Linked DNA regions of Homo sapiens: region 1 is linked to region 2. A link is a loop called in an ENCODE intact Hi-C map of the cell type or tissue named here. Cell type or tissue: thyroid gland. All regions are shown on one strand. Links, peaks and the distances in the headings refer to the core of each region. The heading gives the core; the rest is flanking DNA. Region 1 has its middle 39 kb from the start of TPST1. Region 2 has its middle 12 kb from the start of CRCP.

Region 1 (15,905 bases), core at 2,880-10,879, 64 kb after region 2:
GTTGGCCAGGTTTTCTCGAACTCCTGACCTCAAATGATCCCCCTGCCTCAGCCTCCCAAAGTGCTCCCAAAGTTACAGGCGTGAGCCACCTCACCCAGCATGATTTAGATAAGACTTTGAAGCTTAGACTTTTAAGGGTGATGCTGAAACAAATTAAGACTTCTTGGGGTTATTAGGATGGAATGAAGATATTTTGGATGTGAGAAAGATATGGATTAGGGGAGCTAGGGGAGAATGCTATGGTTTGAATGTTTTTCTCTTCTCCAAAAATTTATGTTGAAATGTAATCCCCATTACAATAGTATTGGGAGGTGGGGCCTAATGGGAGGTCATGAGGGCTCTGCCCTCATTAATGGATTAATACCACTGTATAAAGGGCTTACTGCCATGTGAGGACACACATTTCATCCCTTTGTACCCTCTGCCTTGTGCCATGTGAGGATCCAGCAAGAAAGCCCTTATCACACCAGATGTGGGCACCTTCTGCTTGGACTTTCCAGCCTCCAGAACTGTGAGAAATACATTTCTGTTCTCTGTAAAGTACCCAGTCTGTAATATTCTGTAATAGCAGCACAAAATGGACCAAGACATTTTGCTTTCTCCTCAGGCCGATCCCAAGACACAAAAAATGTCCTGCTAATTAGTGAAGGAGTTCACTGGCACAGACCCAATCTGCAGACAAAGAAATGGCTGCCTTTTCAAATGCCTACTTTCCAACAACAAAAATCACAAATTGTATTTAAAAAAACAAGGCCGGGTGCGGTGGCTCACGCCTGTAATCCCAGCACTTTGGGAGGCTGAGGCAGGTGGATCACGAGGCCAGGAGATCAAGACCACCCTGGCTAACACGGTGAAACCCTTCTCTACTACAAATACAAAATATTAGCCGGGCGTGGTGGCGGACTTCTGTAGTCCCAGCTACTCTGGAGGCTGAGGCAGGAGAATGGCATGAACCCGGGAGGTGGAGCTTGCAGTGAGCCGAGATAGCGCCACTGCAGTCTGGCCTGGGCAAAAGAGCAAGACTCCGTCTCAAAAAAAAAAAAAAAAAAAAAAACCAAGGTAACATGGACTATTTCAAGGAAGAAAATGAAGTGGCAGAAATTATATCTGGAGAGGCTGGGAGCACTAGCTCACGCCTCTAATCCCAGCACTTTGGGAGGCCGAGGCAGGCAGATCACTTGAGGTCAGGAGTTCAAGACCAGCCTGGCCAACATGGTGAAACCCCGTCTCTACTAAAAATACAAAAATGAGCTGGGTGTGGTGGTGGGCACCTGTAATCCCAGCTACTCAAGAGGCTAAGGCAGGAGAATCACTTGAACCCGGGAGGTTGCAGTGAGTTGAGATTGCACCACTGCACTCCAGCCTGAGTCACAGAGCAAGACTGCATCTCATAAAAAGAAAATAAAGAAATTATTCCTGAAGAGACACAGGTATCAGACTTACTAGACAAAGACCTTAAAACCATCTTAAATATGCTTGAATAGTTAAAGAAAAGCATGGACAAAGAACTAAAGGAAATCAGCAAAATTATATATTAATAAAATGAGAATATCAATAAAGAGATAGAAATTATAAAAAGAACCTAAGCAAAAATTCTGGAGATGAAAAATACAATAACTAAACTGAAAAATTCAGTAGAGTCAATGGAAGGATCGAGCAGGTAGAAGAGAATGAACAAACTTGAAGAAAGTACATTTGAAATTACTTTGAGGAGCAAACAGAAAAGAACAAACAGTCCAGGCATGGTGGCTCATGCCTGTAATGCCAGCACTTTGGGAGACTAAGGCAGGCAGGTCACCTGAGGTCAGCAGTTCAAGACCAGCCTGGCCAACATGGTGAAACCTCATCTCTACTAAAAACACAAAAATTAGCTGGGCGTGGTGGCAGGCACCTGTAATCCCAGCTACTCTGGAGGCTGAGGCAGGAGAATCACTTGAACCCAGGAGGCAGAGGTTGCAGTGAGCTGAGATCGCGCCACTGCACTCCAGCCTGGGCGACAGCAAGACTGTCTCAAAAGAAAAAAAAAAAACCTGTCAACTAAGGATTCTATACATGTAAAAGTGTCCTTTAGTTACTATTAAAAAGAAAGTAACTAAGATGCCAGAAATAACAAGTGTTGGAGAGGATATGGAGAAAGTGGAACCCTTATGCACTGTTGCTGGCAATTTAAAATGGTGCAGCTACTATGGAAAACAGTGTAGCAATTCCTCAAAAAATTAAAAATAGAATTATTATACAATGTAGCAATTCCATATCTTTGTATATAGCTCGCCCTCTGTATCCATGGTTTTTTTGTTTTTTGTTTTTTTTTGAGATGGAGTCTCACTCTGTTGCCCAGGCTGGAGTGCAGTTGCACAATTTCAGCTCCCTGCAACCTCCACCTTCCGGGTTCAAGAAATTCTTGTGCCTCAGCCTCCTGAGTAGCTGGGATTACAGAAGTGCACCACCATGCCCAGCTAATTTTTGTATTTTTAGTAGAGACGGGGGTTTCATGGTGTTGGACAGGCTGTCTCAACTCCTAAGCTCAGGTGATCCACCCACCTCAGCCTCCCAAAGTGCTGGGATTACAGGTGTGAGCCACTGCGCCCAGCCTGTATCCATGGGTTCTGCATGTTGATTCAACCAGCTACACATGGACATTGTAGTTAGGCCTATGATGATTGTGTCTGTTCTGAAGATGTACATACCTTTTCTTCTATCATTATTCCCTAAACAATACAGTATAACAACTATTTACACAGCATTTACATTGTATTGGGTATTATAAGTAATCTAAAGATGATTTAAAGTATACAAGAGGATATGCATAGATTATATGCAAATACCACCTCATTTTAAATAAATGACTTGAGCATCTGTGGATTATGATATCCTCAGTGTGTCCTAGAACCAATCCCCTGTGGATACTGAGGGATGACTGTATACACAAAATAATTGAAAGCAAGGTCTTGAAAAAATATTTATACACCCATGTTCACAGCAGTCTTATTCACGGTAGCAAAAAATGGAAACAGTCTGGGCGCAGTGGCTCACACCAGTCACCCAGCACTTTGGGAGGCCGAGGCAGGTGGATCACTTGAGGTTAGGATTTGGAGACCAGCCTGGCCAACATGGTGAAACCCTGTCTCTACCAAAACAACAACAACAACAAAAAGTAACCCAGCATCGTGGCACATGCCTGTAGTCCTAGCTACTCGGGAAGCTGAGGCAGGAGAATCACCTGAACCCAGGAGGTGGTGGTTGCAGTGAATGGAGATCACACCACTGCACTCCAGCCTGGGCAACAGAGTGAGACTCTGTCTCCAAAAAAAAACCATACACACACACACACACACACACACACATACACACACACAATATGGAAACAATCAGTGTTCATCAGTGAATAAATGGATAAGCCAAATGTGGCATATACATACAATGAAATATTATTCAGCCTTAAAAAACAAAAAAATTTTCAGACATTACAATATGGATGACCCTTAGGGATATTATGCTAGATGAAGTAAGCCAGTTACACACAAAAAATATTGTATGATTCCACTTATAGAAGGTACTTAGCATAGTCAAAATCATAGAGACAGAAAGTAAAATGGTGGTCTCCAGGGGGTGGGTGGAGAGGGGTTGGAAGTTATTGTTTAATAGGTATATGTTTTTTGTTTTACGAGATGAAAAGAGTTGTGGAGATAGATGGTAGTGATGGTTTACAACATTTTAAATATATTTAATATCACTAGACTGCACACTTAAAAACTGTTAAGGCAGGGCACGCACGGTGGCTCACGCGTGTGATCCCAGCACTTTGGGAGGCCAAGGTGGGAGGCTCACTTGAACCCAGGAGTTCCAGACCAGCCTGGGAAACATGGTCAGACTTCATCTCTACAAAAATTAAAAAAATTAGCTGGTTATGGTGGCATGTGCTTGTAGTCTCAGCTACTCAGGAGGCTGAGGGAAGAGAACTGCTTGAGCCCAGGAAGTCAAGACTGCGGTCAGCTGTGTTCGCACCACTGCACTCCAGCCTAGGCAACAGAGAGAGACCCTGTCTCAAAAATTAAAAAAAAAAAAATTAGACCAGGCATGATGGCTCACGCCTGTAATCCTAGCACTTTGGGAGACTGAGGTGGGTGGATCACCTGAAGTCAGGAGTTTGAGACCAGCCTGGCCAACATGGCGAAACCCTGTCTCTACTAAAAATACAAAAATTAGCCAGGCCTGGTGGCGGGTGCCTGCAGTCCCAGCTACTGAGGAGGCTGAGGCACGAGAATTGCTTGAACCCAGGAAGCGGAGGTTGTGGTGAGCCAAGACTGTGCCACTGCACTCCAGCCTGGACAACAAGAACGAGACTTCGTCTCAAAAAAAAATTAAATAAAAATGGTTCAAGGCATGTGAAATACAAAGACAATTTAGATATCTCTGCTTTTTTTTTTTTTTTTTCTGAGACAGGGTCTCACTCTGTTGCCCAGACTGGAATGTAGTGGTGTGATCTTGGCACACTGCAACCTCCAATTCCCAGGTTCAAGCAATTCTTGTGCCTCAGCCTCCCGATAGCTGAGACTACAGGTGTGCACCACCATGCCCGGCTAATTTTTGTATTTTTAGTAGAGATGGATTTTGCCATGTTGACCATGCTGGTCTCGAACTCCAGGCCTCAAGGGATCCTCCCACCTTGGCTTCCCAAAGTGCTGGGATTACAGGCATGAGCCACTGCACCATGCATCAGCAAAACAGATAGGTTGGAAACCTCACCCTTAGCATCTCAGATGTGACCTTATTTGGAGACTAGGTTTTTTGACACTGGTAATCAAGTTGAAATGAGGTCATTTGGGTGAGCCCCAGTCCAATATGACTGTTGTCCTTATAAAAAGGGGAAATTTGGACACAGAGACACACGTAGAGAGATGATGTGAAGAGACACGTGAGAAGACAGCCAACTATAAACCAAGGAGAGGGGTCTGGAACAGAGCTCTCAGAAGGAACAAACCTGGCTCCCACCTGTGACCCCAGCACTTTGGGAGGCTAGGCGGGCAGGTGACCTGAACGCAAGAGTTTGAGATCAGCCTGGGCAACGTGGCAAAACCCCATCTCTAAAAAAAATCCAAAACTTAGCTGTGCATGGTGGTGTGCACCTGTAGTCCCAGCTACTCAGGAGGCTGAGGATGAGCCCAGGAGGTTGAGCCCAGGAGGTGGAGGTTGCAGTGAGCCAAGATTGCACCACTACACTTTAACACTTTAGCCTGGGTGACAGAGTGAGACCCTGTGTCAAAAAAAAAAAAAAAGGAATCAACCCTGTCATTACCTCTAGCCTTTGGACTGTGAGACAATACATTTTTCATGTTGAGAAAGAGAAAAAAATAAACTAAGCATTTAACTCTTAACATTCTAGGTCATTCACCATTTGGCTTCCAATAATATTTCCAACTTTAAATCTCTTGTGGCTGAGTGCAGTGGCTCTTGCCTGTAATCCCAGCACTTTTGGTGCCTGAGGCCGGAGGATCACTTGAGGTCAGCAATTTGTTGCCAGGTTAGGCAACAAAGTGATTCCCCATCTCTATAAAAAATTTTTTTAGGCCAGGCGCAGTGACTTGCGCCTGTAATCCCAGCACTTTGGGAGGCTGAGACGGGTGGATCACCTGAAGTCAGGAGTTCAAGACCAGCCTGGCCAACCTGGCAAAACCCCATCTCTACTAAAAATACAAAAAGTAGCCATGCATGGTGGTGCACACCTGTAGTCCCAGCTACTCGGGGAGGCTGAGGCAGGAGAATCGCTTGAACCGGGAGGTGGAGGTTGCAGTGAGCCAAGATTGTGCCATTGCACTCCAGCCTGGGCAACAAAGCGTGATTCCGTCACACACATACAAAAAAAATTTAATTATCTGGCATGGTGGCACACATCTGTAGTACCAGCTACTCAGGAGGCTCAGGTGGGAGAATGGTTTGAGCCCGGGAGGTCCAGGCTGCAGTAAGCCGTGACTGTACTGCTGCAACCCACCCTGAATGACAGAGTGAGACTCTGTCTTAAGAAAAAAAATTATCTTGCAGAACCTTCTATTCCAGCTGAATGGGTTCGCACGTAAATTTTCATCAATTTTTATTGAGTGTCTATGACGCAAGGTTTAGGACTACGCAGTGCAAGGCTTAGTTAGGACTAGGCAGTGGAGACATGATATGACTCAGACAACCAGGTCCCCTGCCTTCTGGGAGAGGAGATGCTAAATGACCAAGATCACAATTCACCACTGAATTACAACTGTGGTAAGAGTTACAAAGGAGAGTGCGCTAAGAACCTGACCTTTTCTGGGAGACACAGGAAAAGTTCTTTGAGCAAGTAATGTTTGGACACGAAGGATAAGTAGAAGTTAACCAGTGGAGGAAAGAACATTGTGCGAAGATATTTTGTGTTTTCCCTTCTCTGTGCTTTTGTGTATTCAGTTCCATCTGCTTATACAGCATGCCTGTTTCAAGTATCCAAATCCTAACTCAAGATTTGGCTCCTGGCCTGGCGCGGTGGCTCACATCTGTAATCCCAGCACTTTGGGTGGTGGAGGCAGGTGGATCACTTGAAATCAGGAGTTCGAGGCCAGGCTGAGCAACATGGTGAAACCCCGTCTCTACAAAAATATAAAAATTAGCTGGACAGGTGCCTGTAATCCCAGCTACTCAGGGGGCTAAGGCAGGAGAATCGCTTGAACCTGGGAGGCAGAGGTTGCAGTGAGCTGAGATTGTGCCACTGCACTCCAGCCTGGATGACAGATTGAGGCTCCATCTCAACAACAACAACAACAACAACAAAAAAGCTTTGGCTCCTGCCCTGCTTTTTCTGGAAAGCCATTCCTGACCATCTTACAAAGTACTCTATCCTTGCAATACATTGGAGGAGTTTGTAAAACAAACTTGTTATAAGCTATACATGGCCTTGTGATGTTTTTGTGATTCTTGCCTTGCTCTGTTATGTAAATCCAGGAGTCACTTTTGATTCCAGTTCTATCCAATCCACTTACTTCAGTTTTATGTCCATGAAGGACTTCCTGGGAAAAAAATTAGAGGATTTGGTTTTGAAATAATCTTTAATTTTTTAATTGTATGATAAGACACAGATACAAAAAAAATCAAAAACAAACAAATAAATAAATAAATAAAAACACAAAACATGTGAACTGGCCGAGCTGTGGTGGCTAACAATTGTAATCCCAGCACTTTGGGAGGCTGAGGCAGGCAGACCACCTGAGGTCAGGAGTTCGAGACCAGCCTGGCAAACATGGCAAAACCCTGTCTCTACTAAAAATACAAAAATTGGCCAGGTGCAGTGGCTCACGCCTGTAATCCCAGCACTTTGGGAGGCCGAGGCAGGTGGATCACGAGGTCAGGAGATTGAGACCATCCTGGCTAACATGGTGAAACCCCATCTCTACTAAAAATACAAAAAATTAGCCGGGTATGGTGGCGGGCGCCTGTACTCGGGAGGCTGAGGCAGGAGAAAGGCGTGAACCCAGGAGGTGGAGCTTGCAGTGAGCCGAGATCGCACCACTGCACTCCAGCCTGGGTGACAGAGCGAGACTCCGTCTCAAAAAAAAAAAAAAAAAATTAGCTGGGAGTTGTTGCAGGCACCTGTAATCCCAGCTACTTGGGAGGCTGAGGCAGGATAATTGCTTGAACCCGGGAGGTGGAGGTTGCAGTGAGCCGAGATACCCCTACCACACTCCAGCCTGGGCAACAGAGCAAGACTCCATCTCAAAAAAACAAAACACAAACAAAAAAACCACGGACAAAAGGAGAGAACTATTATTATTACTATGTTATTATCATCATTATTATTATTTTTTAGAGATAGGGTCTCACTCTGTCGCCTCCAGCTGGAGTGCAGTGGCACGATCATAGCTCATTTGCATCCTTGAACTCCTGGGTTCCTGTGTCAGTGTTAGGATTGCAGGCATGAGCCCCTGCACCCGACCTAAGGAGAGAATTATAAATAAAATGTGTTAATTATAAATCATAGTTTTATGAATTTTAAGGAGAGCTTATAATTGTAACTACCACTCAAGGACAAGAAGTAGACTGGCTGTGGTGGCCTATACCTAGAATCCCAGCACTTTGGGAGGCTGAGATGGGAGGATTGTTTGAGGCCAGGAATTTGAGACCAGCCTGAGCAACATAGCAAGACACTGCCTCTACAAAAAAAAAAAAAAAAAAAAAAATCCCAACAATTAGCTGGGTATGGTGGCATGCAGCTGTAGTTCCAGCTACTTGGGAGGCTGAGGTGGGAGGATCGCTTGAGCCCAGGAGTTTGAGGCTGCAGTGAGCTATGATGGCGCCACTGCATTCCAGCCTGGGCAACAGAGCATGACTGTATCTCCAAAAAAGAAAAAATGAAAGAACTCTTTTACAGCCACTACGGAAACCTCCCTTTTGTCCTGTCTCAAATACAATGACCTTTCTCCTGCTTAAAGCACCCACAATCCTGACTTCGCAGAAACCATTTCTTTGGGGGTTTTTTTTTTACAGTTTTATTACTATTCCTTACCATGATAGTTTTCTCTTGCACTTTTGTCCACTTTAACATGTCTTTTAAGACTCTGGCTGGGCGCGGTGGCTTATGCCTGTAATCCCAGAACTCTGGGAGGCTGAGGCAGGCGGATCACTTGAGGTCAGGAGTTCGAGACCAGCCTGGCCAACATGGTGAAACCCCGTCTCTACAAAAATACAAAAATTAGCTGGGCAAGTGCCTGTAATCCCAGCTACTCAGGAGGCTGAGGTGGGAGAATCACTTGAACCTGGGAGGTGGAGGTTGCAGTGAGCCCAGATCGGGCCATTGCCCTCCAGCCTAGGCAACAGAGCAAGACTCTGTCTCAAAAAAAAAAAAAAAAAAAAAAAGACTCTTTCTAGAGGATCACCCTCGATTCGTTTCTTTTTACTTTATTTTATTTTACTATTTTTTTGTAGAGACAGGATCTTGCTATGTTGCCCAGGCTGGTCTTGAACCCCTGGCCTCAAGCAATCCCTCTGCCTCAGCCTTATCCCTTTTTATTCTTTTTTTTTTTTTTTTTTTGAGATGGAGTCTCACTCTGTCGCCCAGGCTGGAGTGCAGTGGCAAGATCTCTGCTCACCACAAGCTCCGCCTCCCGGGTTCACACCATTCTCCTGCCTCAGCCTCCTGAGTAGCTGGGACTACAGGCGCCCGCCACCACGCCCGGCTAATTTTTTTGTATTTTTAGTAGAGACAGGGTTTCACCGTGTTAGCCAGGATGGTCTCGATCTCCTGACCTCGTGATCCGCCCGCCTCGGCCTCCCAAAGTGCTGGGATTACAGGTGTGAGCCACCGCGCCCGGCCCCCTTTTTATTCTTACAGTTTCATGATGAAGAGCCCAAGAAGTTTGACCTGTAGAATTTCACATAGTCCTGGATTTTGCTGATGGCTTACTTATTGCACAGTTCAACTTGTTAATTGTCTTATGTTTTTCCTTCATTTTAGCAGCTGGATCCATAAGCTCAGTCAGATTCACACTTGATCCCTTTGGCAACACTATAGGTGGTATTGTGATCCTTCCTTATGAGGGACATAGTGTGTTTTTGTGACTTACGCTGCAAGATATAGTTTGTATAGGGCAGGCAAGATGAATGTTTGATTCTTTCCCATTTTTTGCCTATTTTCAAGGTAATGAATTGGCTTCTCTTTTTTTGAGACTGGGACTTATTCTTGCTGCCCAGGCTGGAGTGCAGTGCTGCCATTACAGCTCACAGCAGCCTTGACTTCCCTGGCTCAGTTGATCCTCCCACTTCAGCCTCCTGAGTAGCTGGGACTACAGGCATGTGCCACCACGCCTGGCTAATTTATTGTATTTTTAGTAGAGACGGGGTTTTGCCATGTTGTCCAGGCTGGTCTGGAACTCCTGGCCTCAAGCGATCCACCTGCCTCGGCCACCCAAAGTATTGGGGTTACAAGTGTAAGCCACTGTGCCCGGCCAATTTCATGCTTTTTTAAGGCTGAATAAGAGTCCATTGTATGTGTATCCTGCATTTTGTTTATCCATTCGTCTGCTGATGCACATTTGGCTTGTTTCCAACTTTTAGCTATTACAAATAATGCTGCTATGGACACTGGCATGCAAGTATCTGAATCCCTGCTTTCTGATCTGAGTATGTATCTACGAGTGGAATGACTGAATTGCTTAGTAATTGTGTGTTTATCTTTTTGAGGAACTGCCAAACTGTTTACATAGCAGCTGTACCATTTTATATTCCTACCAGCAATGCACAATGTGGTTCCCATTTCTCCACATTCTTGCCAACCCTTGTTATTTTTCATTTTCTTTTTTAAATTTGTTTTTCATATCAGCCATCCAAATGGGTGTGAAAGGGGATGTCATTGTGGTTTTGATCTGCATTTCCCTAATGATTCATGATACTGAATATCTTTTCATGTACATTTCAATCTGTATCTATATCTATATATATATATATATATCTTCTTTGGAGAAATGCCTACTCAAGTCCCTTGCCTTTTTTAAAATTTTTAATTTAATTTAATTTTTTAGTGACCATGACCCAAGACACAGCCCTCAGGAGATCCCGAGAACATGTGCCCCCACCCTTGCCTTTTTTTTTTTTTGGTGGGGGCAGATGGAGTTTCGCTGTTGTCTCCCAGGCTGGAGTGCAATGGCAAGATCTCAGCTCACTGAAACCTCCGCCTCCTGGGTTCAAGTGATTCTCTTGCCTCAGCCTCCCGAGTAGCTTGGATTACAGGCGCCCGCCACCATGCCCAGCTAATTTTTTGTATTTTTAGTAGAGATGGGGTTTTCAACATGTTGGCCAGGCTGGCCTCGAACTCCTGACCTCAGGTGATTCACCTGCCTTGGCCTCCCAAATTGCTGGGATTACAAGTGTGAGCCACCATGCCTGGCGATTTTTAAATTGATGTTTTGTTGTGTTTTTTAGTCACAGGAATTCTTAATGTATTCTGGATATCAATCTTTATCATATATGTGAATTGCAAATATTTACTTCCAATCTGAGGGTTGTATTTTTACTCCTCTGATGGTGTTCTTTGATTAGTTCTCCCTCCCCTTTTTTAATCTTTGTGAGACAGGATCTCACTGTGTCACCCAGGCTGAAGTGCAGTGGTGCCGTCATAGCTCACTGCAGCCTCGACCTCCTGGGCTCAAGCGATCTTCCCTCCCAGGTAGCTGGGACTACAGGTGTGCACCATCACTCCCAGCTTTTTTTTTGAGACAGAGTTACACTCTTGTTGCCCAGGCTGGAGTGCAGTGGCATTATCTCGGCTCACTGCAACCTTCTTCGCCTTGTGGGTTCAAGCAATTCTCCTGCCTCAGCCTCCCAAATAGCTGGGATTATAGGCATGCACCACCACGCCCGACTAATTTTTGTATTTTTAGTAGAGACGGGGTTTCGCCATGTTGGCCAAGCTGGTCTCGAACTCCTGACCTCAGGTGATCCGCCTGCCTCAGCCTCCCAAAGTGCTGGGATTACACTATGTTGCCTGGGCTGGTCTCGAACCCCTGGCCTCAAGTGATCCTCCCACCTCGGCCTCCCAAAGTGTTGGGATTACAGGTGTGAGCCACTGCACCCTGCCCCCATTTTTAATTAACAAGCAATTTATGGGGAGATATTTGAGAGAAATATTCTCTTACCACATTTTTACTCACTACTCTTATATTCTAGTGATGATTCTTGCCTCAACCAATAGCTACTAGTTTTCAACACCAACCACATTCCAGGTGCTGCACTAAGGGCTCTGCATGCCTTATCCCTATGTCATAGAGGAGGAAACCAAAGGTGCAGAGTGAAAAAATGGCCCAGGCACTCCCAGGGAGCAAGTACTGGAGGCGGAGGCAGACAGCTGGGTGCAGTGGCTCACACCTGTAATCACAGCACTTTGGGTGGCTGAGGCAGGAGGATCGCTTGAGTCCAGGAGTTTGAGACCAGGCTAGCCAACAAAGTGAGTCCCCATCTCTACAAAAAAATTTTTCAGGGCCAGGCGCGGAGGCTCACGCCTGTAATCCCAGCACTTTGGGAGGCTGAAGTCGGGGATCAACTGAGGTCAGGAGTTTGAGACCAGCCTGGCCAACACGGCAAAACCCTGTCTCTACCAAAAATTACAAAAATTGGTTGGGCATGGTGATGCACGCCTGTAGTCCCAGATACTCAGGAGGCTGAGGCAAGAGAATCCCTTGAACCTGGGAGGAGGAGGTTGCAGTGACCCAAGATCGCGCCACTGCACTCCAGCCTGGGCGACAGGGTGAGACTCTGTCTCCAAAAAAAAAAAAAAAAAAAAGATGCAAGTCGACCTAGACCTGTCTGCTCCAGAGCTAGAGATCACGTGCTTGGGCTTGGGAAGCAAGTGTTTGCTGGGAACTCGAAACGCCCAAGCATCAGATCTATTGAGCAATCCTGTTTCTAAAGCTCCTTCCCCGTGGTTCCCAAATACCCCTGACCAAGGAGGAGGATGGAGCAAGTAGACTTTAGGGCTGGGGGCTGTGACATGCTGGGTATGGCTTGCAGCCAAGAGTCAATCTTCCCTTCACTCCCCCTAGAGTACTAGCTACTCAGAATGAGCCTCTGTTAGAAGCTTCGTGGGTCATTAATTACATGTCTGCCGTGTCCTGCGTGCACGGCTGGGTCAGTGGCTGTGTTCGTAGAACCGGAAGACCCATGTTGTCCTTGCACAGGGCAGGGGCAGAGAGTCCCAGGAACCTGGTGGGTTCTGGGTTAAATGCTCTCTTTTTCCCCCTTGTGGGGCCTTAGCTGGAAGGGCCAGAACATGGGCAGGGTGGGGTCCTGGGGGCAGGGAGCCAGAGTCTTGAGTCATAGGGACACCAAGGAGTCAGGGCCAGGGCAGGGTGCGCTGAGCCAGGGAAACCAGAGGACAGCCAAGGTCTGAATGCTGGGAGATGCGGAAGTCACCGATGCAGGCGAGGTCACAGGAGGGGACTGCAGTCAGGATTGGAGCCAAGAACAAGCCCCGGTGAGCCAGGATCACATAGGACCAGGGCAGCAGAGCCTGAGCATGTATTTGCAGATCTCTGATGCTGGAGGCTTGCTCACCCTCTGGCCCACCCTCAGCCCTCATGTAATATGAGGAACAAATGTATGTTGTAAGCCACTGGAATGTTGGGGTTGTTTGTTACTGCAGCAAAAACTGACTAAGAAGCAGCTTAATGAAAAGAAAACAAAAAATACACCACCTCCTCAAACCAAAGCTCTCTTGTGAACATTCCTTCATTCATTTATTTTGGGGGATGGGGTCTCACTCTGTTGCCCAGGCTGGAGTGCAGTGGTGTGATCTCGGCTTACTGCAACCTCCACCTCCCAGGCTCAAGTGATCCCCCCACCTCAGCCTCCCAAGTAGCTGGGACCACAGATTTGCACCACCATGCCCAGCTAATTTTTGTATTCTTTGTAGAGATGGAGTTTTGCCCTGTTGCCCAGGCAGGTCTCGAACTCCTGAGCTCAAAGCAATCCACCCCCATCGGCCTCCCAAAGTGTTGGGATTACAGGCCTGAACCACTGCGCCCAACCTATGCATTCTTGTGAACATTTAAACAATACGGATGTATATAAAATAAAACATGAAGTTCTGGCAGGGCGTGGCAGCTCATGCCTATAATCCCAGCACTTTGGGAGGCTGAGGTGGGAGGATCACTTGAGCCCAGGAGTTGGAGACCAGCCTGAGCAACATAGTGAGACCCCATCTCTACAAAAAATAATTTTTAGAAAAGCATTGCATAGTGATGCATGCCGGTATTCTCAGCTATATGGGAGGCTGAGCTGGGAGGATCACTTGAACCCTGGAGGTTGAGGCTGCAGTGAGCTGTGATTGCACCAATGCACTCTAGCCTGGGTGACAGAGTGAGGCCTTATCTCAGGAAAACAAAAACAAAAAAAACACATAAAATTCCTCTTCATCTCCCTCCTGATCCTGAAGGAGTCATCATTGATAACATTTTGGTGTATATACTTTCAGAGAGCCAAGTTTTGAAATGGCTGTTTACTAATCTTAGTGAAATAAAATTCACACTTATGGATGCAGGAATTAACAGAAGAAAATATGTCAAGACACATAAAAATGATAAGAAATCAAAACTTTGGACACAGAGGCTCACGCCTGTAGTCCCAGCACTTTGGGAGGCTGAGGTGGGCAGATCACTTGATGTTAGGAGTTTGAGACCAGCCTGACCAACATGGTGAAACCCAGTCTCTCTCAAAAATAAAAAAGTTCACTGGGCATGGTGGCACGTGCCTGTAATCCCAGCTACTCGGGAGGCTGAGGCGGGAGAATTGCTTGAACCTGGGAGGCAGAAGTTACAGTGAGCCAAGATCGTGCCACTGCACTCCAGCCTGGGCGACAGAGAGAATCCATCTAAAAAAAAAATTAAATTCAAATTTCATTGTTCATAAATCAAGTTTTATTGAAACATAGTAATGCTTTTTTGTTTGTTTTGAGACAGGGTCTTGCTCTGTTGCCCAGGCTGGAGTGCAGTGGTGCCAACACAGCTCACTGCAGCCTTGAACTCCTGGGCTCAAGCAATCCTCTCATCTCAGCCTCCCAAGTAGCTGGAACTACAGGTGTGCACCACCATGCCCAGCTACTTTAAAAATTTTTTTTGTAGTGACGGGATCTTGCTATGTTGCCAGGGCTGTTCTCCAACTCCTGGGCTCAAGCAGTCCTCCTGTCTTGGCCCGCCAAAGTGCTGGGATTACAGGCATGGGTCACCATCATGCCCGGCCCATGCTTATTGGTCTATATATTGTTTATGGCTGCTTTCATGCTAAAACAGCAACGTGGAGTATTTTGGCAGAGACTTTATAGGCTGCAAAGCCTAAATAATTTACAATATGGCTCTTTACAGAAAACATCTGCTGATCCTTCATCAGCCAAATTAGCATTTGGCATACTGCCACCTTTATTTTCTCTCTCTCTTTGGATCTTTTTTTTTTCTAAACCATTTAAAATAAATTATAGATATGACACTTGTCCTTATATACTTTGGCAATGATATGGTTTGGCTGTGTCCCTACCCAAATCTCGTCCCGAATTGTAATAATCCCCACATGTCAAGGGCGGGGCCAGGTGGAGATAATTGAATCACGGGGGTGGGTTTTTCCCATGCCATTCTCCTGCGAGTGAGTAAGTCTCATGAGATCTGATGGTTTTATAAAGGGGAGTTCCCTGCACACACTCTCTTGGCTACCACCATGTAAGATGGGCCTTTGCTCCTCCTTTGCCTTCTGCCATGATTGTGAGGTCTCCCCAGCCATGTGGAACTGTGAGTCCATTAAACCTCTTTCTTTTATAAATTACCCAGTCTCAGGTATGTCTTTATTAGCAGCATGAGAACAGATTCATACAAGCATGTAACTCTAAGAGCAGGTGTATTCTCCTACATAAACCACATCACAGTTAACCACACCCAGAGCATTGACCATGAATATAATTATATTAACTACTATTCAAATTTCTCCAAAATTGTTCTGAAAATGTCCTTCAGAGCCTTTTCCCCCAGTGCACTACGTAAACATCACATAATGCATAAAGTTGAGTAAGTTGCCTTTAATCTAGATCACACTTTTTAATTTTATTTCAATTTTTTTTTTGAGACAGAGTCTCACCCTGTTGCCCAGGCTGGAGTGCTGTGGTGCAATCATAGCTCACTGCATCCTCTGCCTCCCAGGCTCAAGTGATCCTGCCTCCTTAGCCTCCCAAGTAGCTGGGACTGCAGGCATGCACCACCATGCCCAGCTAATTTTTGTATTTTTTGTAGAGACAGGGTCTCACTGTCGAGTCAGCTGCCTTTAATCTAGAGCAGTTGCCTAGTCTTTTTTAAAAATAATTTTTATCCAGAAGCAGTGGCTCTCGCCTGTAATCCCAGTGTTTTGGGAGGCTGAGGCGAGGA
Region 2 (15,905 bases), core at 1,721-9,720:
TGGTGTGCACCTGTAATCCCAGCTACTCAGGAGGCTGAGCCAGGATTGTTTGAGGCTAGGAGTTCAAGACCAACCTTGGCAACATTGTGAGACTCTGTCTCATTGGGGGAAAAAAAATGACCTCCTGCCTTGGGTGTCATTGGCAGGACTGGTGGGACCTGATGGGTATGGGTGGCCCCGTCAGTCACTGTCCATCTCCCTTCTTTCCCAGCGTCCCCTGGGCTCCCCCTGCCCTCATTCACCCCTTGCTGAACCTACCCTTTCCTGGACCATTCAGGCACCATCACGGGTATTGCTCAGGCTGAGGCCTGTACCAGCACCGCAAGGGTGACCTGTGACCTCCTAAGGGGCATGGTGTATGGAGTGGTAAGGTCAGCCATCCAGCTAGTATGTGATGCCAGCCACTGGGTTAGCTTCCTGCAAAACAGACACCTCCTCTACCCTAGAGAGTGATGTACAGATAAATTCCCCCACATTGACCTTGAGGGGAGGGTGACTGGGATGCAGGGCCTGGAGGGGACCTGCACCTTGCTGCAGTCAAGGGAGGCATGGCTACACCAAGCCTGCAGAGAGCCCTGAGGCCAGGCCAGGCACACGGCAAGTGTTCAGTAGAGAGCCCGTGGTGACACAGAGACCTCTTCTATGCAAATCTCACCAAACTCCTGATAAGAGATGTCTGAAATTAGAGGCCAAGTACGGTGGTTTATGCATGTAATCCCGACAGTTTGGGAGGCCAAGGTGGGAGGACTGCTTGAAGCCAGGAGTTCAGTTCAATACCAGCCTGGGCAACATAGCAAGATCCCAGCTACCACATTAAAAAAAAAAAAAAAAAAACAGGCCGGGTGCGGTGGCTCACGCCTGTAATCCCAGCACTTTAGGAGGCCAAGGCAGGTGGATCACAAGGTCAGGACTTCAAGACCAGCCTGGCCAAGATGGTAAAACCCCATCTCTACTAAAAATACAAAAAATTAGCCAGGCACTGCCTGTAGTCCCAGCTACTCGGGAGGCTGAGACGGGATACTGGCGTGAACCCGGGAGGCAGAGCTTGCAGTGAGCGGAGATCACGCCACTGCACTCCAGCCTGGGTGACAGAGCGAGACTCCGTCTCAAAAAAAAAAAAAAAAAAAAGCTGGATGCAGTGCCAGACACCTGTAATCCCAGCTACTCAGGAGGCTAAGGCAGGAGAATTGCTTGAACCCGGGAGGTGGAGGTTGCTGTGAGCTGAGATTGTGCCATTGCACTCCAGCCTGGGGAACAAGAGCGTGACTTCACCTCAAAAAAAAAAAATAAACCAAGCCAAGCCAGGCACAGTGGCTCACACCTGTAATCCCAGCACGGTGGGAGGCCGAGGCCAGTGGATCACTTGATGCCAGGAGTTCGAGACGAGCCTGGCCAACATATTGGAACCCCATCTCTAATAAAAATACAAAAATTAGCCGGGCGCAGTGGTGCACGCCTGTAGTCCCAGCCACTCAAGAGGCTGAGGCACGAGAATTGCGTGAACCTGGGAGGTGGAGGTTGCAGTCAGCTGAGACCATGCCACTGCACTCCAGCCTAGGTGATAGAGTGAGAGTCCTTCTCAAAAAAAAAAAAGAAAAGAAAAGAAAAAAACAGCCAAACTTTTTAAATAATTTCATTTTATTTTTAAAAAATCGAGATGGGCTCTATGTTTCCCAGGCTAGTCTCAAACTCCTGAGCTCAAGCCTTCCACCTGCCTCACCCTCCCAAAGTGCTGGGATTACAGGCATGAGCCACCACACCTGGCCTACCATGAATTTAATGGCTCAACATGTGTAATCTGATAATTCTGGACATCACAAGTCTGAAATTGGTTTTACTGAGAAGAAATCAAGTGTCAGCCAGGATCTAGAGGAGGATCCATTTCCTTGTTTTTTCCATTTTCTAGAGGCCACCTGCATTCCTTGGCTTGTAGTTCCTTCTTCCATCTGCAAGACCAGTGGTGTAGCATCTTCAATTCTCTCTCTGCTTCCATTGTCAATCTTTTTTTGTTTGTTTGTTTTTATTTTTATTTTTTGAGACATAGTCTCACTCTGTTGCCCAGGCTGGAGTACAATGGCGCAATCTCGGTTCACTGCAACCTCCTCTGCCTGGGTTCAAGTGATTCTCCTGCCTCAGCCTCCCAAGCAGCTGGGATTACAGGCACCTGCCACCAGGCCTGGTTAATTTTTTTTGTATTTTTAGTAGAGATGGGGTTTCGCCATGTTGGTCAGGCTGGTCTTGAACTCCTGACCTCAGGTGATCCAACCACTTCGGCCTCCCAAAGTGCTAGGATTATAGGTGTGAGACACCCCGCCCAGCCTAGTGCCATTACTTTTTTTTTTTTTTTTTTTTTTGAGACGGGGTCTCGCTCTGTCGCCCAGGCTGGAGTGCAGTGGCGTGATCTTGGCTCACTGCAAGCTCTGCCTCCCGGATTCATGCCATTCTCCTGCCTCAGCTTCCCGAGTAGCTGGGACTACAGGCGCCTGCTACCAGGCCTGGCTAATTTTTTTTTTGTATTTTTAGTAGAGACGGGGTTTCACCGTGTTAGGCAGGATGGTCTTGATGTCCTTACCTCGTGATCCACCCGCCTCAGCTTCCCAAAGTGCTGGGATTACAGGCATGAGCCTCCGCGCCCAGCTGTGCCATTACTTTCAATGGCAAAACCGGCAATTACTTTTGGACGGATACAATAGTAACATCAAGGATCACTGGTCATAGATCAGCATGACAGATATTATTACAATAATAGGCTGGCGCGGTGGCTCACACCTGTTATCCCAGCACTTTGGGAGGCCGAGGCAGGTGGATCACCTGAGGTCAGAAGTTCAAGACCAGCCTGACTAACATGGTGAAACCCCATCTCTACTAAAATGCTAAAAATTAGCTAGGTGTGGTGGTGCACGCCTCTAGTCCCAGCTACTTGGGAGGCTGAGGCAGCAGAATTGCTTGAACCCCAGAGGTGGAGGTTGCAGTGAACCAACATCATGCCATTGCACACCAGCCTGGGCAACAAAAGCAAAACTCTATCTCATTAAATAAATAAATAAAGCCTGAGCAACAAGAGTGAAACTCTATCTCAATAAATAAATAAATAAATAAAACAATAATCCTGGGCACAGAGGCTCACGCCTGTAATCCCAGCACTTTGGGAGGCTGAGGCGGGTGGATCACCTGAGGTCAGGAGTTTGAGACCAGCCTGGCCAACATGGTGAAACCCCATCTCTACTAAAAATACAAAACTTAGCTGGACATGGTGGCGGGCGCCTGTAATCTCAGCTACTCGGGAGGCTGAAGCAGAATTGCTTGATCCCAGGAGGCAGAAGTTGTAGTGAGCCGAGATTGCACCATTGCACTCCAGCCTGGGTGACAAGAGCAAGACTCTGTCTTTAAAAAATAAATAAAAAAATAGTGGCTGGGCGCGGTGGCTCATGCCTGTAATCCCAGCACTTTGGGAGGCCGAGGCAGGTGGATCACCTGAGGTCAGGAGTTCGAGACCAGCCTGGCCAACATGGTGAAACCCTATCTCTACTAAAAATACAAAAATTAGCCGGGTGTGGTGGCGGGAGCCTGTAGTCCCAGCTACTTGGGAAGCTGAGGCAGGAGACTTGCTTGAACCCGGGAGGCAGAGGTTGCAGTGAGCTGAGATCATGCCACTGCACTCCAGCCTGGGTGACAGAGGGAGACTCTGTCTAAAAATAAATGAATAAGTAAGTAAATAAATAAATAAATACATACATAAGAAAGAAGGAGGAGTGGGGGGGGGAGGAGGAGGAGGAGGAACGGGAGGAAACAGCCAGGCCGTGGCTCATGCCTGTAAAGGAGGAAGAGGAGGAGGAAGAAACAGCCAGGCACAGTGGCTCAAGCCTGTAAAGGAGGAGGAGGAAACAGCCAGGTGTGGTGGCTCATGCCTGTTAAAGGAGGAGGAGGAGGAGAAGGAAGAGGAGGAGGAGGAGGAGGAAGAAACAGCCAGGAGCAGTGGAGGAGCAGGAGATGGAGGAGGAGGAGGAAGAAGAGGAGGAGGAGAAAGAAGAGGAGGTGGAGGAGGAGGAGTGGAGGAGAGGAGAGGAGGAGAGGAGGAGGAGAGGAGGAGGAGGAGAGGAGGCGGAGAGGAGAGGAGGAGGAGAGGAGGAGGAGAGGAGGAGGAGGGGAGGAGGAGGAGAGGAGAGGAGGAGGGGAGGAGAAGGAGGGGAGGAGAAGGAGCGGAGGAGGAGGGGAGTAGAAGGAGTGGAGGAGAGGAGGCGGAGAGGAGAGGAGGAGAGGAGGCGGAGAGGAGAGGAGGAGGAGAGGAGGAGGAGAGGAGGAGGAGGGGAGGAGGAGGAGGGGAGGAGAAGGAGCGGAGGAGGAGGGGAGTAGAAGGAGGGGAGGAGGAGGGGAGGAGGAGGGGAGGAGGAGGAGGGGAGGAGGAGGAGAGAAGGAGAGGAGAAGGAGGGGAGGAGGAGGAGAGGAGGAGAGGGGGAGGAGGAGAGGAGGAGGAGGGGAGGAGGAGGAGAGGAGGAGGAGAAGGAGGTGGAGGAGGAGGAGAAGGAGGTGGAGGAGGAGGAGGTGGAGAAGGAGGTGGAAGAGGAGGAAAGGAAGAAGGGAGGAGGAGGAAAGGAGGGGGAGGAGGGAGGGGGAGAAGAGGAGGAGGGGGAGAAGGAGGAGAGGGAGGAGGAGAAGGAAACGGCGAGGCTTGGTGGCTTACACCTGTAGAGGAGGAGTAGGAGGAAGAAACAGCCAGGCTCCCTGGCTCAGGTCTGTAAAGGAGGAGGAGAATGAGGAGGAGGAGGAGAAGGAAGAAACAGCCAGGCCTGGTGGCTCTCACACCTGTAAAGGAAGAGGAAGAGGAGGAGGAGCAGGAGGAAACAGCCAGGCGTGGTGGCTCACGCCTGTAAAGGAGAAAGAGGAGGAAGAAACAGCCAGGCACAGTGGCTCAAGCCTGCAAAGGAGGAGGAGGAAACAGCCAGTTGCAGTGGCTCACGCCTGTAGAGGAGGAGGAGGAGACAGCCAGGCACAGTGGCTCATGCCTGTAAAGGAGGAGGAGGAGGAGCAGGAGGAAGAAGAAACAGCCAGGAAGGGTGGCTCATGCCGGTAAAGGAGGAGAAGGAAGAGGAGGAGGAGGAGGAAACAGCCAGGCGAGGTGGCTCACGACTGTAAAGGACGAGGAGGAGGAGGAAGAGGGAGAAACAGCCAGGTGTGGTGGCGCAGCCTGTAAAGGAGGAGGAGGAGGAAACAGCCAGGCGAGGTGGCTTACGCCTGTAAAGGAGGAGGAGGAGGAGGAGGAGGAGGAAAAAACAGCCAAGCGCAGTGGCTCATGCCTGTAAAGGAGGAGGAGGAGAAGGAAACTACATGGATTGGTGGCTCAGGCCTGTAAAGGAGGAGGGGAGGGGAGGGGGGAGGAGGAGAAGGAAGAGACGGAAACTGCCAGGCACGGTGGCTCATGCCTGTAATCCCAGCAATTTGGGGGGCAGCAGTAAGGAGGAAGGAAGGAGGAGGAAAAAGAATGAGGAGGAGGAAAGAGGGAGGAAGAAAAAGAAACAGCCAAGCGGGCTTGGTGGCTCATACCCATACTCCCAGCTACTCCAGAGGCTGAGGCAGAAGAAACGCTTGAACCTGGGAGGCGGAGGTTGCAGTTAGCTGAGATCGGGCTACTGCACTCCAGCCTGGGCGACAGAGTGAGACTCCATCTCAAAAAAAAAAAAAAGAGCCAGGTGCAGTGGCTCACGCCTGTAATCCATCTATTTGGGAGGCTGAGGCGGGAAGATTGCTAGAAACCCAGGCGTTTGAGACCAGCCTGACCAACATAGTGAGACCCTGTTTTTACAAAAATAAAAATTTAAAAAAAAATTAAAAATTAGCCAGGAATGGTGGCACAAACCAGTCATCCCAGCTACTCAGAAGGCTGAGGCAAGAGGATCACTTGAGCCCAGGCGGTCAAGGCTGCAGTGAGCTATGGTCAAACCACTGCACTTGAGCCTGGGCAATGGAGTAAGACTCTGTCTCAAAAAAATAGTAATAAAGTTTGAAATACAATAAGAATTACCGAAATGTGACACAAAGACAGCGAATGAACACATGCTGTTGGAAAAACGGCACCAATACGCTACCTCAACACAGGGTTGCCACAATCCTCTAGTATGTTAAAAAATGGGCCACGCATGGTGACTCACGCCTGTAACTCCAGCACTTTGGGAGGCTGAGATGGGAGGATTGCTTGATGCCAGGAGTTCGAAACCAGCCTGGTCAACATAGCGAGACCCCCCCCCATCTAAATTGTTTTAAATATTATTATTATTATCTTTTTTTTTTGAGACAGAGTCTTGTTCTGTCGCTCAGGCTGGAGTGCAGTGGCACAATCTCAGCTCACTGCAAGCTCCGCCTCCTGGGTTCACGCCATTCTCCTGCCTCAGCCTCCCGAGTAGCTGGGACTACAGGTGCCCGCCACCACGCCCGGCTAATTTTTTTGTATTTTTAGTATATATGGGGTTTCACCGTGTTAGCCAGGATGGTCTCGATCTCCTGACCTTGTGATCCGCCCACCTCAGTCTCCCAAAGTGCTGGGATTACAGGCTTGAGCCACTGCGCCCGGCCTATTTATATTTTTAAATTTAAAAAATGTTAAGGAATGCAATATCTCTGAAGCACAATAAAGTGAAGTAAAAAAAAAAAAATGAGGCCAGGCACAGTGGCTCACACCTGTCATCCCAGCACTCTGGGAGGCCAAGGTGGGTGGGTAGCCTGAGATCAGGAGTTCGAGACCAGCCTGGCCAAACATGGTGAAACCCCATTTCTACTAAAAATTCAAAAATTAGAAGGGCATGTTGGTGCATGCCTGTAGTCCCAGCTACTCTGGAGGGTGAGGCAGGAGGATCTGTTGAGCCCCAGAGTTTGAGGCTTCATTGAGAGTTCTCATCATGTCACTGTACTCCAGCATAGCTGACAGAGTGAGACCCTACCTAAGAAAAAACTTATAAAATGGTGTATTAAGCCTGGGCTCGGTGGCTCATGCCTCTAATCCCAGTACTTTGGGAGGCCAAGGCGGGCGGATCACGAGGTCAGGAGTTCAAGACCAGCCTTGCCAACATGGTGAAACACTGTCTCTACTAAAAATAGAAAAATTAGCCAGGCATGGTGGTGCACGCCTGTAATTGCCACAGCCATCTCAACCTTCAGGAACCACTACCCTGATCAGTCAGCAGCCACCAACATCGAGGCAAGACCCTCCACTAACAAAAATGTAATGACTTACTGAAAGAAAACTCAGATGATCATTAATATTTTAAGCATTATTTTTAAGTTAAGGTATATACTTTTTTTTCTTTCTTTCTTTCTTTTTTTTTTTTTTTGAGGCAGAGTCTTGCTCTGTTGCCCAGGCTGGAGTGCAGTGGCGCATTCTCAGCTCACTGCAAACTCCGCCTCCCGGGCTCAAGCAATTCTCCCGCCTCAGCCTCCTGAGTAGCTGAGATTACACGCATGTGCCACCAGGCCCAGGTAATTTTTGTATTTTTAGTAGAGATGGGGTTTCTCCATGTTGGCCAGGCTGGTCTCAAACTCCTGCCCTCAGGTAATCTGCCTGCCTTGGCCTCCCAAAGTGCTGGGATTACAGGCGTGGGCCACCGCACCCGGCCTGTACATTGTTTTTATAGACATAATTTTATCGCATACTTAAGAGACTACAGAGGCGGGTGGATCATTTGAGGTCAAGAGTTCGAGACCAGCCTGACCAACATGGTGAAACCCCATCTCTACTAAAATACAAAAATTAGCCAGGCAGAGTGGCATGTGCCTGTAATCCCAGCTACTCGGGAGGCTGAGGCAGGAGAATCACTTGAACCCAGAAGGTGGAGGTTGCAGTGAGCCAAGATCACGCCACTGCACTTCAGCCTGGGTGACACAGCAAGACCCCCTCTCAAAAAATAAAAAAGTTAATTAATTAATAAAAGACTACAGAAGAGTGTAAACATAACTTTTTATTTTTTAAAGGAGGGTCTCACTAAAAGAGGCAAGAATGCAGTGGCATGATCATAGCTCACTGTAACCTTAAACGCCTGGGCTCAAGTGATCCACCTCCCTCAGCATCATGAGTAGCTGAGACTTTAGGTGTGTGCTGCCACATCCGGCTAATCTTTTTATTTTTAATTTTTTAGAAAGTGATTCTTGCTGTTTCCCAGGCTGTTCAAGACCAGCCTAGGCAACACAGGGAGACACCCATCTCTTAAAAAAAAAAAAAAAAAAAAAGTTTTCATTATTCTGGCATGGTGGTGCACACCTGGGGGATCTTGGCTCACTGCAACTGCCACCTCCCAAGTTCAATTGATTCTCCTGCCTCAGCCTCTCGAGTAGCTGGGATTACAGACATGTGCCACCATGCCTGGCTAATTTTTTATATTTTTAGTAGAGATGGGGTTTCTCCATGTTGGTAAGGCTGGTCTCGAACTCCTGACCTCAGGTGAGTCACCCGCCTCAGCCTTCCAAAGTGCTGGGATTACAGGCATGCGCCATCATGCCTGGCTAAGTTTTTGTATTTTTAGTAGAGATGGGGTTTTCTCCATGTTGGTCAGGCTGGTCTCGGACTCCCAACCTCAGGTGATTCAGCCGTCTTGGCCTTCCAAAGTGTGAGATTACGGGCATGAGCCACCGCGCCTGGCTGCAATTTCTTTTTTTTAATTTATTTTTATTTATTTATTTTGAGATGGAGTCTTGCTCTCTCGCCCAGGCTGGAATGCAGTGGCGTGATCTCAGCTCACTGCAAGCTCCGCCTCCCGGGTTCACGCCATTCTCCTGCCTCAGCCTCCCAAGAAGCTGGGACTACAGGTGCCCACCACCACACCCGACTAATTTTTTGTATTTTTAGTAGAGACGGGGTTTCACCATATTAGCCAGGATGGTCTCGATCTTCTGACCTCGTGATCTGCCCACCTCGGCCTCCCAAAGTGCTGGGATTACAGGCCCGAGCCACCGTGCCCGGTCGCAATTTCTTAAAATAAGACAACATTGAAGTTTGCAGCATCAATTGACTTCCACCGTCACTGTAGGATGTGATGCTGTTTGATAGCATTTTACACACGGCAGAACTTTTTTCAAAATTAGAGTCAATCTTCTCAAACCCTGCTCCTACTTTATCAACTAGGTTTTTATGTAGTATTCTAAATCTTTTGCTGTTATTTCAGCAATATTCACAGTATCTTCACCAGAAGTACATCCCATTGGAAGAAACCAATTTTTTTGCTCAGTCATAAGAAGCAATTGCTCATTCATTCAAGTTTGCTCATGGGATTGAGCAATTCACCTCCAGCTAATTTTTTTTTTTTTTTTTTGAGATGGAGCCTTGCCCTGTTGCCCAGGCTAGAGTGCAGTGGCACAATCTCTGCTCACTGCAACCTCTGCCTCCCGGGTTCAAGCGATTCTTCTGCCTCAGCCTCCTGAGTAGCTGGGAGTACAGGCGCGTGCCACCACACCTGGCTAATTTTTGTATTTTCAGTAGAGACGAGGTTTCACTGTATTGGGCAGGCTGGTCTCAAACTCCTGACCTCGTGATCTGCCCGACTCAGCCTCCCAAAGTGCTGGGATTACAGGCTTGAGCCACCGCACCCGGCCACAAAATATATTTCTTTTCTTTGAGATGGAGTTTTGCTCTTTCGCCCAGGCTGCAGTGAAGTGGCACAATCTCGGCTCACTGCAACCTTTACCCCCAGGTTCAAGTGATGCTCCTGTCTCAGCCTCTTAAGTAGCTGGGATTACAGGTGTCCACCACCATGCCTGGCTAATTTTTGTATTTTTAGTAGAGATGGGGTTTCACCATGTTGTTCAGGCTGGTCTCGAACTCCTGACCTCAGGTGACCCACCCACCTCAGCCTCCCAAAGTGCTGGGATTACAGGCCTGAGCCACCGCACCCAGCCCCACCTTTTCTTCTACAGCTTCCTCACCCCTCTTTGCCTTCATAGAATTCAGGAGAGTTAGAACCTTGCTCTGGATTAGGCTTTGGCTTAAGGGAATGTTGTGACTGGTTTGATCTTCTATCCAGACCAAACTTTCTCTGTATCAGCAATAAGGCTGCTTTGCTTTCTTCTCATTCGTGTGTTCACAGGAGTAGCACTTTTAATTTCCTTCAAGAACTTTTCCTGCCAGGCACGGTGGCTCATGCCTGTAATCCTAGCACTTTGGGAGGCCAAGGCAGGCAGATCATCTAAGGTCAGGAGTTCAAGACCAGCCTGGCCAACATGGGGAAAACCCGTTTCTACTAAAAATACAAAACATTAGCCGGTTGTTGGCACGTGCCTATAATCCCAGCTACTTGAGAGGCTGAGGCAGGACAATCACTGGAACCCCGGGAGCAGTGGTTGCAGGGAGCCGAGATTGTGCCATTGCACTTCAGCCTGGGCCACAGAGCGAGACTCCGTCTCAAGAGAGAGAGAGAAAAAAATAACTTTTCCTTTGTGTTCACAACTTGGTTAATGGGTACAAGAGGCTTTGCTTTTGTTCTTTCTCAGTCTTCAACATGTCTGCCTCATGATGTTTAATCATTTCTAGCTTTTGACATTAAGTGAGACATGTAGGACCCTTCCTTTCACTTTAACACTTAGAGGCCATTGTAGGCTTGTTAATTGACCTAATTTCAATATTGTTCTGTCTCAGGAAATAGGGAGACTCAAGAGGGCAAGAAGGCATGAGACGGAGGCACAGTTGGTCAGAGAGGCAGTTAGAACACACACATTTGTTGATTAAATTCACCATCTTAAATGGGCATGGTGTATGATGCCCAAAACAACTGTAGTAGTAATATCAAAGACCACTGATCACAGATCACCACAGCAGATATAGTAATAATTAAAAATTTGGGCTGGGCATGGTGGCTCAAGCCTGTAATCCCAGCACTTTGGGAGACAGAGGCGAGTGGATCACGTGGTCAGGAGATCGAGACTATCCTCGCTAACATGGTGAAACCCCGTCTCTACTAAAAAATACAAAAAATTAGCCAGGCGTGGTGGCCGGCGCCTGTAGTCCCAGCTACTCAGGAGGCTGAGGCAGGAGAATGGCGTGAACCTGGGAGGCGGAGCTTGCAGTGAGCCGAGATCACGCCACCGCACTCCAGCCTGGGTGACAGAGCGAGACTCCGCCTCAAAATAAATAAATAAATAAATAAAATAAAAGTTTGAAATACTGCCAGAATTACTGAACTGTGACACAGAGGTATGAAGTGAGCATGTGCTGTTGGAAAAATGCCACTGACAGACTTACCCAACACAGGGTTGCCACAAACCTTAAATTTGTAAAAAATGCAGTTTCTGTGAAGCACAATAAATCAAAGTGGAGTATAACAAGGTGTGCACATATGTGCTATGTCTGATTTATACTAAGTGTTCAATAAATAATAGTTGCTATGATTAATACATAAGGGCCTAGTGGGTCAAGATAAAGCTGGTTTGAAATAATAATAACAATTAGGACTGACATGTTTTTGTTTTTGGGATGGAGTCTCACTCTGTTGCCCAGGCTGGAGTGCAGTGGCACGATCTTGGTTTATTGCAACCTCCACCTCCTAGGTTCAAGCAATTCTCCTCCCTCGGCCTCCTGAGTAGGTGGGATTACACCAGTGTACACCACTACACCTGGCTAATTTTTTTATTTTTAGTAGAGACGGGGCTTCACCATGGTGGCTAGGCTGGTCTCGAACTCCTGACCTCAGGTGATCCCACCGCCTCGTCCTCCCGAAGTGCCGGGATTACAGAAGTGAGCCACCGTGCCTGGCCAGGACTGCTATGTTTTCAGTGTTTTTTATGTGCAAAGTACTATATGTGTCTATCTGTTGTCTTTTGCTGTGTAAGGAGACATCCCAGGTTGTAAAACAACTGTCACAATTATTACCTCTGATAATTCAGGGGGTTGAATTAGCTAGGAGGTCTTGCTTATGGTTCCTCATATGTTTACAGTACTGGCTGAAATCCTGTCTCAAAAGGAAGTGAGTCATGAAGACCAGACCATGTTTTTATTTTTATTTTTTATTTTATTATTATTATTTTTTGAGATGGAGTCTTGCTGTGTCACCCAGGTTGGAGTGCAGTGGCCCGATCTCTGCTCACTGCAAGCTCCACCTCCCGGGTTCACGCCATTCTCCTGCCTCAGCCTCCCAAGCAGTTGGGACTACAGGTGCCCACCACCACACAGGGCTAATTTTTGGTATTTTTAGTAGACACGGGGTTTCACTGTGTTAGCCAGGATGGTCTCTGTCTCCTGACCTCGTGATCCTTTCACCTTGGCTTCCCAAAGTGCTGGGATTAGAGGCATATGCCACCAAACCCGGCCTTCATTTTTATTTTTATTGTTCGAGATGGAGTCTTGCTCTGTCACCCAGGCTGGAGTGCAGTGGTTTGATCCTGGTCACAGCAACCTCCGCCTCCTGGGTTCAAGCAACTCTCCCTCAGCCTCCCAAGCAGCTGGGATTACAGGCATGCACCACCATGTGGGATCATTTCAAAAGCTTCCTCAGTCACACGTCTTGTATTTAGACTGGGAAGACTCGAATGGCTGAGGGCTGGGACAGACAGGACATCTCACAGTATAACTGTGTGATCTCTCCATGTAATCCCTCCAGCATGGTGGTGTGGAGGCAGCTGGGCTTCTTATAGGCTGGCTTCATGCTCCAAAGGCCCATAGCCCCAGAGAGAGCCAGGTGGGAGCTGCATTACCTTTTCTGACGCAGCCTCAGCAGTCATGCAGTCTCTTTGACCACATTCTACCTCTTAGAAGTGAGTCAGGGCCAGACGTGGTGGCTCATGCCTATAATCCCAGCACTTTGGGAGGCTGAGGTGGGCAGATCACCTGAGTGAGGTCAGGAGTTCAAGAGCAGCCTGGCTAACATGGTGAAACCTCATCTCTACTAAAAATACAAAAATTAGCTGGGTGTGGTGGCACATGCCTGCAATCCTAGCTACTCGGGAGGCTGAGGTAGGAGAATCGCTTGAACCCGGGAGGCAGAGGCTGCAGTGAGCCAAGATCGCGCCATTGCACTCCAGCCTGGAAAACAGAGGGAGGCTCTGTCTCAAAAAAAAAAAACAGAATTAGAAGAAGTAAGTTGGCCAGGCACAGTAACTCTCACATATAATCCCAGCACTTTGGGAGGCTGAAATCGGAGAATCATTTGAGCCTAGGAGTTCGAAACCAGCCTGGGCAATGGTGGTGAAACTCCATCTTTACAAAAAAATACAAAAATCTACCGAGAGCAGTGACTCACACCTGTAATCCCAGCACTTTGGAAGGCCGAGGTGGGCGGGTCGCCTGAGGTCAGGAGTTTGAGACCAGCCTGGCCAACATGGTGAAACATCATCTCTACAAAAAAATACAAAAATTAGCTGGGCGTGGTGGCAGGCACCTGTAATTCCAGCTACTTGGGACCCTGAGACAGGAGAATTGCTTGAACCCAGGAGGCAGAGGTTGCAGGGAGCTCAGACCGCGCCATTGCCCTCCAGCCTGGGCAACAGGAGTGCTACTCCATCTCAAAAAAAAAAAAAAAAAAAATCAGCTGGGTGTGGTGGTGAGCACCTATGGTCCCAGCTACTCAGGAGGCTAAGGTGGGAGGATCGCCAGAGCCCAGGAGGTCAAGGCTGCAGTGAGCCGTGATTGCGCCACTGCACTCCAGCCTGGGATACACAGTGAGATCCTGTCTCAAAAGAAAAGGAAGTAAGTCAGGAAGGCTAGACCATGTTCAAGGTGGGGAGGAGTTAGACTCCACTCCATGAGGGGTGTCAGAGAATTTGCAGACATGGGCTGGGCATGGTGGCTCACACCTGTAATCCCAGCACTTTGTGAGGCCAAGGCAGGCAGATCACAAGGTCAGGAGTTCGTGACCCGCCTGAACAACACAGTGAAACCCCCATCTCTACTAAAAATACAAAAATTAGCTGGGCAGGGTGGCAGGCACCTGAAATCCCAGATATTCAGGAGGCTGAGGCAGGAAAATTGCTTGAAACTGGGAGGCGGAAGTTGTGATGAGCCAAGATCATGCCACTGCACTCTTGCACTCCAGCCTGGGTGACAGAGCGAGACTCTGTCTCAAAAATAAAATAAAGAAATAAAGTAATAATAATAATAAGTGTGTAGCTCCTCCCCTCGTCTCTTGGTCCTGCTCCCCTTCACCTTTGTCATGAGTAGAAGATCCCTGAGTCCTCCCCAGAAGAAGATGCTGCCTTTCTTCCTCTAGAGCCTGTGGAACTGTAAGCTGATTAAACCACCTTTTTTTTTTTTTTTTTTTTTTTTTTTTGAGACAGTCTTGCTCTGTCGCCCAGGCTGGAGTACAGTGGCAGAATCTCGGCTCACTGCAAGCTCCACCTCCTGGGTTCACACCTTTCTCCTGCCTCAGCCTCCCAAGTAGCTGGGACTACAGGCACCCACCACCACGCCTGGCTAATTTTTTGTATTTTTTAGTAGAGACAGGTTTTCACTGACAGGATGGTCTTGATCTCCTGACCTCGTGATCCTCCCACCTTGGCCTCCAAAAGTGCTGGGATTATAGGCGTGAGCCGCCACGCCCAGCCAAACCACCTTTCTTTATAAATTATCTAGTCTCAGGTATTTCTTTTTTCTTTTTTAGTCTCAGGTATTCCTTTTTTTTTTTTTTTAAGACAGAGTCTTGCTGTGTTGCCCAGGCTGGAGTGCAGTGGTGCAATCTCAGCTCACTGCAAACTCTGCCTCCTGGGTGAAGAGATTCTCCTGCCTCAGCCTCCCCAGTAGCTGGGATTACAGGTGTGCGCCACCACGCCCAGCTAATTTTTTTTGTATTTTTTAGTAGAGACGGGGTTTCACCATGTTGGCCAGGCTGGTCTTAAACGCCTGACCTCATGATCTGCCTGCCTCAGCCTCCCAAAGTGCTGGGATTACAGACATGAGCCACCATGCCCGGCCTTCAGGTATTTCTTTATAGAAGTGTGAGAATGGAGTAATACAGAAGTCCTAAATCAGTCTCACTGGGTTAAAATCAAGGTGTTGGTAGGGCTGCAGTCCTTTTTTTTTGAGTCAGAGTCTCGCTCTGTTGCCCAGCCTGGAGTGCACGATCTTGGCTCACTGCAACCTACCCCTCCTGGGTTCAAGCAATTCTCCTACCTCAGCCTCCCAAGTTGCTGGGATTACAGGCGCCTGCCACCACACCCAGCTAATTTTTTAAATTTTTAGTAGAGACAGTGTTTCACCATGTTGGCTAGGCTGATCTCAAACTCCTGACCTCAAGTAATCCGCCTGCCTTGGGCTCCCAAAGTGATGGGATTACCGGTGTGAGCCGTGGCACCCAGCTGGGCTGCAGTCCTTTCTGGAAGCTTCACAGGAGAATCTGTTTTCTTGCCTTTTCCAGCTTCTACAGTTACCTACATTCCTTGGCTCATGGCCCCTTCCTCCATCTTCAAAGGCAGGAATATTGCATCTCTCAGATCATTCTTCCCTTCCCTAGCCACACCTCCCTTGGGCTCTGACATCAGGTGAGAATGATTTTATGCTTTTAATGATCCATGTGATTATGTTGATACCACATAGAAAATCCAGGATAATCTTTTCTTCTTAAGGTCCATACCCTTAATTGTCATGGTGATCAGCGACTATCCAGGACCAGAGGTGCAGACAGTAAAAAGAATGTTTACTCGGCTCACTGCAACCTCCGCTTCCCGGGCTCAAGTGGTTCTCCTACCTCAGTCTCCTGAGTAGCTGGGATTACAGGCGCCTGCCACCATGCCCGGCTAATTTTTGTATTTTCAGTAGAGATGAGGTTTCACCATGTTGGCCAGGCTGGTCTTGAACTCTTGGACTCAAGTGATCCACCCGCCTTGGCCTCCCGAAATGATGGGATGACAGGCATGAGCCACCGCACCTGGCCTACCGGGTATCATTCGAACACCCAGCTAACTCCCTACTCTAAGTCACACCTGAGCCATTTTATCATGGGGGC

Evidence for each region. Hi-C counts contacts between places; a loop is a spot of excess contacts. Peaks named below come from ENCODE experiments on the same cell type or tissue, not always from the same donor. Only the 100,000 strongest peaks of a DNase experiment are listed, where the experiment ranks them.
Region 1: it touches region 2 in a loop (4-fold over the local background); 2 of 110 quality-filtered maps call a loop at or near these places.

The regions. Positions count from the first base shown.
Region 1 is chr7:66,158,046-66,173,950 of GRCh38, forward strand. No RefSeq gene overlaps it. Among named protein-coding and RNA genes, the nearest start is that of TPST1, 39 kb to the right of the region's middle. In thyroid gland, for the core only: no CTCF peak of the experiment used is centred there; a DNase peak (open chromatin) is centred at 6,516.
Region 2 is chr7:66,094,975-66,110,879 of GRCh38, forward strand. No RefSeq gene overlaps it. Among named protein-coding and RNA genes, the nearest start is that of CRCP, 12 kb to the right of the region's middle. RefSeq lists an enhancer at 5,231-5,792. In thyroid gland, for the core only: no CTCF peak of the experiment used is centred there; a DNase peak (open chromatin) is centred at 5,297; H3K4me3 peaks cover 1,119 bases; H3K27ac peaks cover 1,191 bases.